2 separate regions of the Homo sapiens genome follow, and region 1 is linked to region 2. Evidence: chromatin loops called from intact Hi-C (ENCODE). Cell type or tissue: HepG2. All regions are shown on one strand. Each heading gives the region's core, and the rest is flanking DNA. Links, peaks and the distances in the headings are about the cores only. Region 1 overlaps KATNAL2 (katanin catalytic subunit A1 like 2). Region 2 overlaps KATNAL2 (katanin catalytic subunit A1 like 2).

What was found. A loop is a pair of places that touch in the nucleus more often than their neighbours do. Peaks named below come from ENCODE experiments on the same cell type or tissue, not always from the same donor. Only the 100,000 strongest peaks of a DNase experiment are listed, where the experiment ranks them.
Region 1: a loop joins it to region 2, with 8 times the contacts of the local background. A loop is called at or near these places in 3 of 110 quality-filtered maps.

What each region holds. Positions count from the first base shown.
Region 1 is chr18:47,048,499-47,052,894 of GRCh38, reverse strand. It overlaps KATNAL2 (katanin catalytic subunit A1 like 2), which reads right to left. Exons shown (of 18, transcript NM_001387690.1): 5 at 1-15. Among named protein-coding and RNA genes, the nearest start is that of ELOA2, 15 kb to the right of the region's middle. In HepG2, for the core only: a CTCF peak has its summit at 2,315 (motif pointing left); a DNase peak (open chromatin) is centred at 2,324; H3K27me3 peaks cover 191 bases.
Region 2 is chr18:47,098,702-47,103,097 of GRCh38, reverse strand. KATNAL2 (katanin catalytic subunit A1 like 2) reads right to left here. Exons shown (of 18, transcript NM_001387690.1): 16 at 3,693-3,855; 17 at 2,742-2,844; 18 at 855-2,232. The coding sequence ends at 2,093. Among named protein-coding and RNA genes, the nearest start is that of HDHD2, 50 kb to the left of the region's middle. RefSeq lists silencers at 2,602-2,711, 2,547-2,759. In HepG2, for the core only: a CTCF peak has its summit at 2,669 (motif pointing left); a DNase peak (open chromatin) is centred at 2,687.

The DNA.
Region 1 (4,396 bases), core at 305-4,304, 50 kb after region 2:
GCTGTATCGATATACCTGGCAGTTTCACAGAATAAAAAGAAGAAATTAACTGAGGTGAAAAGAATAATGGCTAACAGGCATTACAAGTCTAAAGGGATGCAATACAAAAAGTAAGCCTATATATAGCACATTAGATGAAAACTAGTATGTGCATAGGAGGTTTGCCTATAAAGAGCCCCATATTTGTTAAGTATATTTAACTATTATCTTTCAAAGCAGTTGCCTTTGAAAGTTACATACTTATTCTGGTGATGTCACCGTTGTTAAGGATGTTTTTGGAAGTGCTTAAAAGTCAAATAAGTAAATCAACCAAGAAACATCTTGTGATTTGTCTTTACTCATTTGCAGCCTAAAATGGGTATCTGCCCAAACTTGGTTACCTCTTTATTCACAGGTATTCATTTTAGGTAACATTTGGCAAAATGATAAAACCCAAATTCAACCCAAATTTGCCATCATTGAAGTAATTCACATTAACAAGTCTCGAGCACTGAAGGAAATTCCAAAGATCTACCAATCAAGATCATCAAAGAACTTTCATATAAGATAACATCCACTTGGAATGTATTATTTGTTTCTGGTAATTTTTTAATCAGTCACACATTGCACTTCAGAGTGTTTCTGTATAAAAGTAGTACCTTGATCTTTGTTCCTTACTGTCATTTTTAACTTGTTCAGTTGTAAAACTGTCCAATATAAGTGGCCTTAGCACTGGAAGCAAGGGCTGTGTCTCAAAATCCTCTGAAAGAAGAAAGACTCTCCAGGTCTTAAATTTTAGTTCTTAACTTCTTTTAAAACCAACAATTTTCTCCTGAAAAGTGTGCACATGTGCAAATTAGCATACAATTTCAGGAGCTCATCCAAGGACCCCAGATTCAGATTTCTGCTGCAGGTTAGAGTTCTTTCTGTTTCATTTGAATCTAGATCCAGGAAAGTAGAAAGAGAAAACTTTCTTTTTTAGTAGCCCTCCTCTTCTCTCTCTTTCTTTCTTTCTTTCAGACAAGGTCTCCTTATGATGCCCAGGCTGCTTTCAAACTCCTGGCCTCAAGCAATTGATTCCCTTCTTGGCCTCCAAAGTGTTGGGATTACAGGTGTGAGCCACTATGCCTAGCCTGAACTTTCTTAAAAGAAGATGCCATGATTATTTTCAATGACCTTGAAATGTATGTATCTCTCCTAAGCTAATTTTAAAGAAGCTGCAAACCACAGTCAGTTGACTCTAGCCAATCACCTTCTATACTTTTTCATGTCTCACCATGCTTCTATACTATGTCTTAATCCTCATTTTACAGAGAGAAAAACTAAATCAGTTTTTTATTAATAACTTTAGTATGGAGTAATACATATTCACTTAAGAAAAAACTAGAAAATACTGGTAAATCAAAAGAAAATTCTGCCCCTCAGAGAAAATGACTAACATTTCCTCTGTTTTTACAAACTTTTTTTAACCTTTTTTTTTTTTCTTTTTAGAGACAGGGCCTTGTTCTGTCACCTAAGCTGGAGTGGCACAATCTTGGCTCACTGCAGCCTGGAACTCCTGGGCTCAAACAATCCTCCCACCTCAGCCTTTCAAGTAGCTTGGACTACAGGCGTGCACCACCACGCCCAGCTATTTATTTTATTTTATTTTTTGTAGAGATGCGGTCTTGCTGTGCTGCCCAGGCTGGTCCCGAACGTCTGGTCTCAAGTGAGCTGAGCTTGAATGAGGTTTGAATTCGATGTGGTTGGCAGGAGGAGCCGCTAGAGATTCTTAACCAACAGAGCGACAGGACGGGACTTTAGGAGTAGTGTGCAATACTGGGCCATAATAACAAGACACAAGAGAGAGACGCAGAGGCTACTAAAATTACCCAAGCCCGAGAAGATGGATATGGAGGACTATTAATAGAAGAACCAGCATCCATGACCCTCCATTGTCTGCTGTCACCAATTCTCACTCACACATTCAAACTCTGGTCTTCTTGTTTACTTAATTGTTCCACTTAGGCTGTGCCCCTTCTTCCTCTGTGCCTCTGCCAGGAATGGCCTTACATCACATCGGTCTATTCATATTCTATACATCTTTTAAGTCCAGCTCACGTCACCCTCTCTACAAAGCTTTCCCTGATTGTTTATTTTAATCCACAGTAATCTATCCTCTGCTGAATTTGTAGAACTTCGTTAAGGCAGATCTCTTTTATTGACACTCATATGTCCTTAAAAATACCTATAGTTCATTTTCGTTTTGACAGTCCACTCATTTGTCCCTTTCCCAGCAGGTTTCGGAAAATGATCAGTTCTAGTAGAACTTTCATTGATTCACGATACAAAGAGCCATCTCGTGGCAGAAAGGAAAAATGCATGCTTTGTAAGCAGCAAACTACTTGGCCTTAACAACTACATCTGACTTTTATTTTTATCTTTTTGTTTTTACAGTTCTTCTTTCTGATACAATTTCTGGAACAAAAAATACATTGTAATAAAAAATCAGGGATAATTTGTGAAAATGGCATTGTCTTCGTTTCTAATTATTCTACCCATCTACATTCTAGTAAGTTCCTCAATGGCTATGCAAATAACATTTACTGAGATTCTGTTACTATGTTCACAGTGCTGGGACCTGGCATGGTGAGTTTAAGTTTTATAAGAGTCAACTTATCTAGGAAGACAGCATTCTCAAAGTTATCTGTGGAAAACTCGTCTCTAAAGATGGTCTGAGAAAAAAAAAAGAGTTCCTTAGGCCAGGCATGGTGGTTCATGCCAGTAATCTCAGCACTCTGGAAGCCAAGGTGGGTGGATCGCTTGAGCCCAGGAGTCCCAGACCAGCCTGGGCAACAGATAAATCTCATCTCTACCAAAAAACAAAACAAAACAACGAAACAAAAAGTAGCCATGGCGGCACGCACCTGCAGTTGAGCTAATTGGGAGGCTGAGGTGGGAGGATTGCATGAGACCACAAGTTCAAGGCCAGCTATGTCTACATAGCGAGATTCCATCTTTACCAAAAATAAATGAATAAGGAAATAAATAAATAAACAAACAGTGTCGTGGCATACACCTGTAGTTTCAGCTACACAGGAGGTTGAAGTGAGAGGATCACTTGAACCCAGGAATTTGAGGCTGCAGTGAGCCATGATTGGGCAACTGCACTCCAGCCTGGATGATAGGTGAGACCCTGTCTCCAAAACAACAACCACAATAACAAAACCCTGGAAAAGCTTTGGCCAAATTGATTTGCAAAACCTTGAATACTGTGACTTTAGTATGATATTCTCATTGCACATAGTAAATCAGATGGTCTGAGAAGTCCTGAAATGAGGGACCTAGTTTAATTTAACCCAATATCTGCCAAGCTTACCTGACCACAAAACTCTTTAACACCTATTAATATTCTGTATAACTACTGCTCCAAGTGCTGCACACACTCAGAAAAGCACCTTGAGGTATTTTAACTCAGGGTTCTTTGGATAGAGCTGAGATTCCATCAAAAGATGATGTAAAATGGGCCAAGCCCACATTCCAGTTTCTTTAAGTCCTTTGCTGAACCAAGTTGGGTATTAAGAGAATAAAACCCAAATCCTATCAATAATAGAAGTATAAGTGTAATTGTCAGGCATGATTCTAAGCATGTTACATATTTAATCCTCGTAATAATGGCATCTACCTGATACTTAGCTATACCCCATTACTCCATTCTACAGACAAGGGAACTGAAGCATAAAGAGAATAAGTAACTTGTCCAAGATCACAGATTAGCAAAGGGAAGAGCAGACATTTGAAAGAAAATAGTCTGGGCTGGGCGCGGTGGCTCACGCCTGTAATCCCAGCACTTTGGGAGGCCGAGGCGGGTGGATCACGAGGGCAGGAGATCGAGACCACGGTGAAACCCCGTCTCTACTAAAAATACAAAACAATTAGCCGGGCTTGGTGGCGGGTGCCTGTAGTCCCAGCTACTCGGGAGGCTGAGGCAGGAGAATGGCCTGAACCCAGGAGGCGGAGCTTGCAGTGAGCCGAGATCGCGCCATTGCACTCCAGGCTGGGCGAGAGAGTGAGACTCCGTCTCAAAAAAAAAAAAAAAAAAAAAAAAGAGTCTGGCTTCTAAGTTTATACGCATATCCTGGAAGCCGTCCCTATGACAACAAGCCCCACAGCCCTGTCATAGATTGAACACTTAGCACTTTCTCATATGCTACCCTTGGGGTTACTTTACTTAAGTGCCTGGTGAATAGAGCAGAGCAGCCCACTACCCACATGCAGACTGTCTGGCTTGTCAATTTCAGGAATGCTCTTATAGCCCAGATGGAGAAACAGAGGCACAGAAAGACCAAAGTCAGCCCTGCCCTGCTCCGGGGCTCAATTCCACCCCACTGCTATGTGGAGATACAGAGTTTGAGCCTAAGCTGAGAAGTGACTGATG
Region 2 (4,396 bases), core at 205-4,204:
GGGAATGGAGGATGTGGAGATGCAGCAGGCACACAGGCTGCATATGGGGTTTTGGAAGTGGAAGAAGGTTAAGTGTATTTGCTGTGAGGGATGGCAGGACTGCACTTATTCTGAATGAATTCAGGAACGGGCAGTAAGCAGAAAGGACCTAAATGTATTGTCATGAAGCCTGCTATCCAGAGGAGCATTTCCCCTGCCCCTTTACCCAGTCACTTTTGGGTATACATACAGCACCAACTTTCCCACTGCAGCAAATTCACAACAGCAGTTGAGATTTTATAAAATTAGAAATGATGGTAGTGGCCACAAGCAAATGGACTAGCAGCTACAAGAAATGTCAGCTGATGTCAGTTCTGACAAGAAGAACCCCCGCCAAACCATAAAGTAGACATCGGAACTTAGGCCTTACATCAGTCTTGGGCCATTCAAAGTAGAGTCATCTATGTCAGTGGTCCCCAGGCTTTTTGGCACCAGGGACCGGTTTCATGGAAGACAGTTTTTCCACGGAGTGGGCCTGGATAGGGGGCGGGGGATGGATGCTTTTGGGATGAAACTGTTCATCTCAGATCATCAGGCATTACTTAGATTCTCATAAGAGCGCATAACCTAGATCCCTCGCATGCACAGTTCACAATGGAGTTCACGCTCCTATGAGAATCTAATGCTTTCGCTGATCTGACAGGAGGTGGAGCTCAGGCAGTAATGCTCACCTGCCTCTTAGCTGCTGTGCAAACCAGTTCTAACAAGCCACGGACGGGTACTACGGGTCCATGGCCCAGGGACTGGGGACTCTCTATATCACTGGTGCTGCATGGTGTAGTGCCTGATGCTTATGAAGAAGTTTAAGCATGTACTGAGATGAAATCTTTTTTATTTTCAATTTGTTAAATAAGGTATATTTTCAATTTGACATTTTCCATGAAATGATGTTTAAAGAGGCATTTGAGAATAATCTCAAAATAATCGATACCGAAAAAAATGCTTTGGTTTTGTTTAAAAGGGTAAAATCCTTTGGGATACTTAGCTATCCAAAGTGTCTCTTTCTGGAGGTTTTTCCTCTTGAAGAGTCTGTCTGCAGGGATGATGAAGACAAGGCAAGGAAGAGAAAAGAAGGTGATTTCCCATAGGTAAGTTCTAGTGGGGGAAAAGAAGTGGCATTACTTAGTAGAAGCCTTCAAAATTTATCAAGGGTTGAAAGTAGATGCCTCGGATTGTGGGTTTCTGAGAGAGATGCGTCTAGTTGTTTATAACCCCTTAAGGAGAGGGGGAAGAGCCTAAGAGCAGGGAAGACTTGGGATGAATGTTCTCGAAGCTTAGGTGCCCCATCCTAAGCTTTGGATCTGATGAGAAGCTGCGGCAATGGAAAGAGAAGGGCAGAGCACACCGGATGTGAGGTGTGAAGAGTGAAAAGATGTTATTGGGGGCCAGAACCCAAAACAATCAGACTGGCAGCTGATGGTGATGGTGTGCTAGTCACCCTGGCTATTAGCTCTAGCATCAGAATGCTCAGTGACATTTCTGAGTGGGGCTTAGTTTGGGAGGGGTTTGCTGCTGACAAAGCTGGATGGAGTCAGAATTAGGGGGAGCTGATGAGATTCAGAATATTGTCCGGAATGAGAAACAGACTGCATTGCCTTCCCTGCTTCCGTCCTCCTTCACCCTGGGACTGTCAGCTGGGCAGTGCCTGTCAAGCTTAGCTTCTACTTGGCTGCCCCAACTCAGGGTCATCCTGTGTGTGGCCAACACAACTTTTCTAAGTACATCTTTTTCTTAAAAAGTTTACAAATGAGTAACATTACAGAAAATTGTTCATTAAAATTTTATGGAGTCTAATTGTCAGAAAAATCTCCATTGTATGACCCAATAGCACATATATGTATGTAACTGAAACTCTCAATATTTTGCTGACATCGATAATGGTAAGTTAATAAATATATCTCAGCTATCCAAAACAATACAGTGGCTCAAGTTAATCCAGTCTTCAAAAATAATTTTCTCTTTTCCATTCCAATCATTTTGTTCTCCCACGGACATTAATAAACTAGGAGGTCTTTGTGGTTGCCTTTGTGGCCAGGTCAGGGTAAATGTGGTTTCAGACAGACTCGAACTCTCTTTGCCAGTCTGAGTATCTCTGAGCCAGATTCTTTGCGGAGGGCTTGGTGTGAGTTAGCACATCCAGAAAGTCGGCAGTGGTTACTATATCCAACTGGATCCTGGGTAAGTCGCTGCTTTCTAGGATAAGAACACAACAGTAACAGCACAACAATCGACCTCTTGGTGATCAATGCTCTTGAAACGCTAATAGACCTTCTTTCAAAATAATGCATAATGCAGCATTCTTAATTGTTAATGCAGCAAAAGGCAAGACTAAAGAGGGCTGGGGAAAAATTCTTTAACGTGCAACTGAGTTAGCCCCTAAGGCCCAGACAAAAAAATGTGACCTAAATGTATCGTTACCAGGTATTATTTAATATTTATATAGTGCCTCAAATGGATCCAGCCCAACATCAGAGTGTGCCAGAGAAATAAAAGCCTGAGCCCTAAGGAGTTTATCATCTGCAAGCAAAGTCGATCCAAATCAGAACACCCACGGAGGAATGAGTTGAGTGAGGGATGATTTGACCAAAAAACGCATTGCCAAGTGTAAAGCGGCACCAAGAACAGGCGCCAGGCTCCATCTGCTGGTGAGAGGGATTTTTACACAAATTCCTGGAACACCTTCATGGTGATCCAACCCATACCTGACTGGTGATTTTCAAGTGCATCAAAGATCTTCCTCACGGGCCGCATGGCTGCTTCCCTGCAGACGAGCTTAATATCTGAGCCTGAGTAGCCCTCAGTCTCCTGAAACAGCCAAAAAACCAGCCATTGGTCAGTGGGCAGAATGCTCCTGGCCATTACGTTGTTATAGGCAGGACCCAGTATCAGAAGCCCTGTGTAGATTCTGTATCTGTCACCCATGAACATCCTAAAAAGATTCCCAGATAAACAGTGCTTGAGGAAGAGACCCTGCTAGCATGTTGGGATAACCTAAGCAGCTGGGCTAGAATGGCTTTCTAACACCATCGAAATATGCTGTAAGATGCCAGTGAAGGATCAGAACACCCAAGTTAGCCTATCAGGGCCCCTGTGCTCAAATCCAAGGATGGTCAAATTTGGTAGGCACGTTTATTCTTGTAAATAAGATCATACCTGCCATTTAGGAACCTCAGAGAACATTGTGTTCAAATGTTCACCAAAAGCAGGCAACATTTCTGCAACACCCTGGGAATGGACACCAGTGATAATGGGCATAATAGACATGTACCTGGAGTTTTTCTGTTATGTAATCATCACAGTCATTCTTTGTGGCTCATCTGCTACCCATTTTACAGATGAAGAAACAGGCTCAAAGAGTAAGTGACTTCTCCGAGGTCACACAGCTAACAAGCAGCAGGGCCAGGATTTGACCATAGGTTCTCTGAGTCTAAACCCTATGCTGTTTCCACTGCCTCACATTGTTTCTCCTTCTCTGAATATTTTTAAGTGAAAAGGAGCTTATTCTTCGTGAAGATGCCCATTGCATTACGGGGGCAGCTTGGATCTTATTCTAAGTGTCTCAAGCTTCTATCAGCTCATGGTAAGACCTGGTCTACAAGATGGCCATATGGTGGGCCCTTGACCTACATGTGCCCCTCTCCAGGGCAGCTGACCTGGCTCAGCACACTGTACTCCAGCTCTGTGTGCAGCTCCAAGGCCCTGCTCTTGCTCACAGGAGGCAGCCAGTGGTAGATCATGGCCTGCCTGGCCTCCCGGCTGGGGAGATCGACCAGAATCCTCTTCTCCAGGCGGCGTAACATGGCACAGTCCAGCTCCCTGAAATCACACCAGAAATGGAGCTGGACAGGGCTGCAAACACACTTCCTGAACAACAACTGTACTTTAAGAACAATTTAGCATTGCAGGAAGCAATTCTGCATTTTAACTGTCACTCTACATCTATGCCTTGAGTGGATGGGACAATTAATATTATTTGGAGAAAGAATTGGTGAGAAAGAGAACTGAGGGAGGGAAGGAAGGGAAGAGAGGAAAGCAGAAAGGAAGGAGAAGAAAGAGAAGGAAGGAAGGATGAATGGAAGAAAAGGAAAAGAGCACATTCTCAGAACTAATGAAAAGGAAGTAATTTTATGCGACTTAATTTGGGGTACAAAAACCAACTAACAACCAGCAATCATGAGTATTCTGATTGCAGTTGTAACATGAATTATTCAGTCCGATCTTGCCAGTGAGTAAATTATTGCTGACAATAAGTTGGGCACTCTAAGTACATTAATTCTTCCAAAATTCTCAGTCCTTCTGGAGTGAATGACCCCTCACTTCATTACATTGGTGAACTTAGCACCAGTGGCCCTTCCTG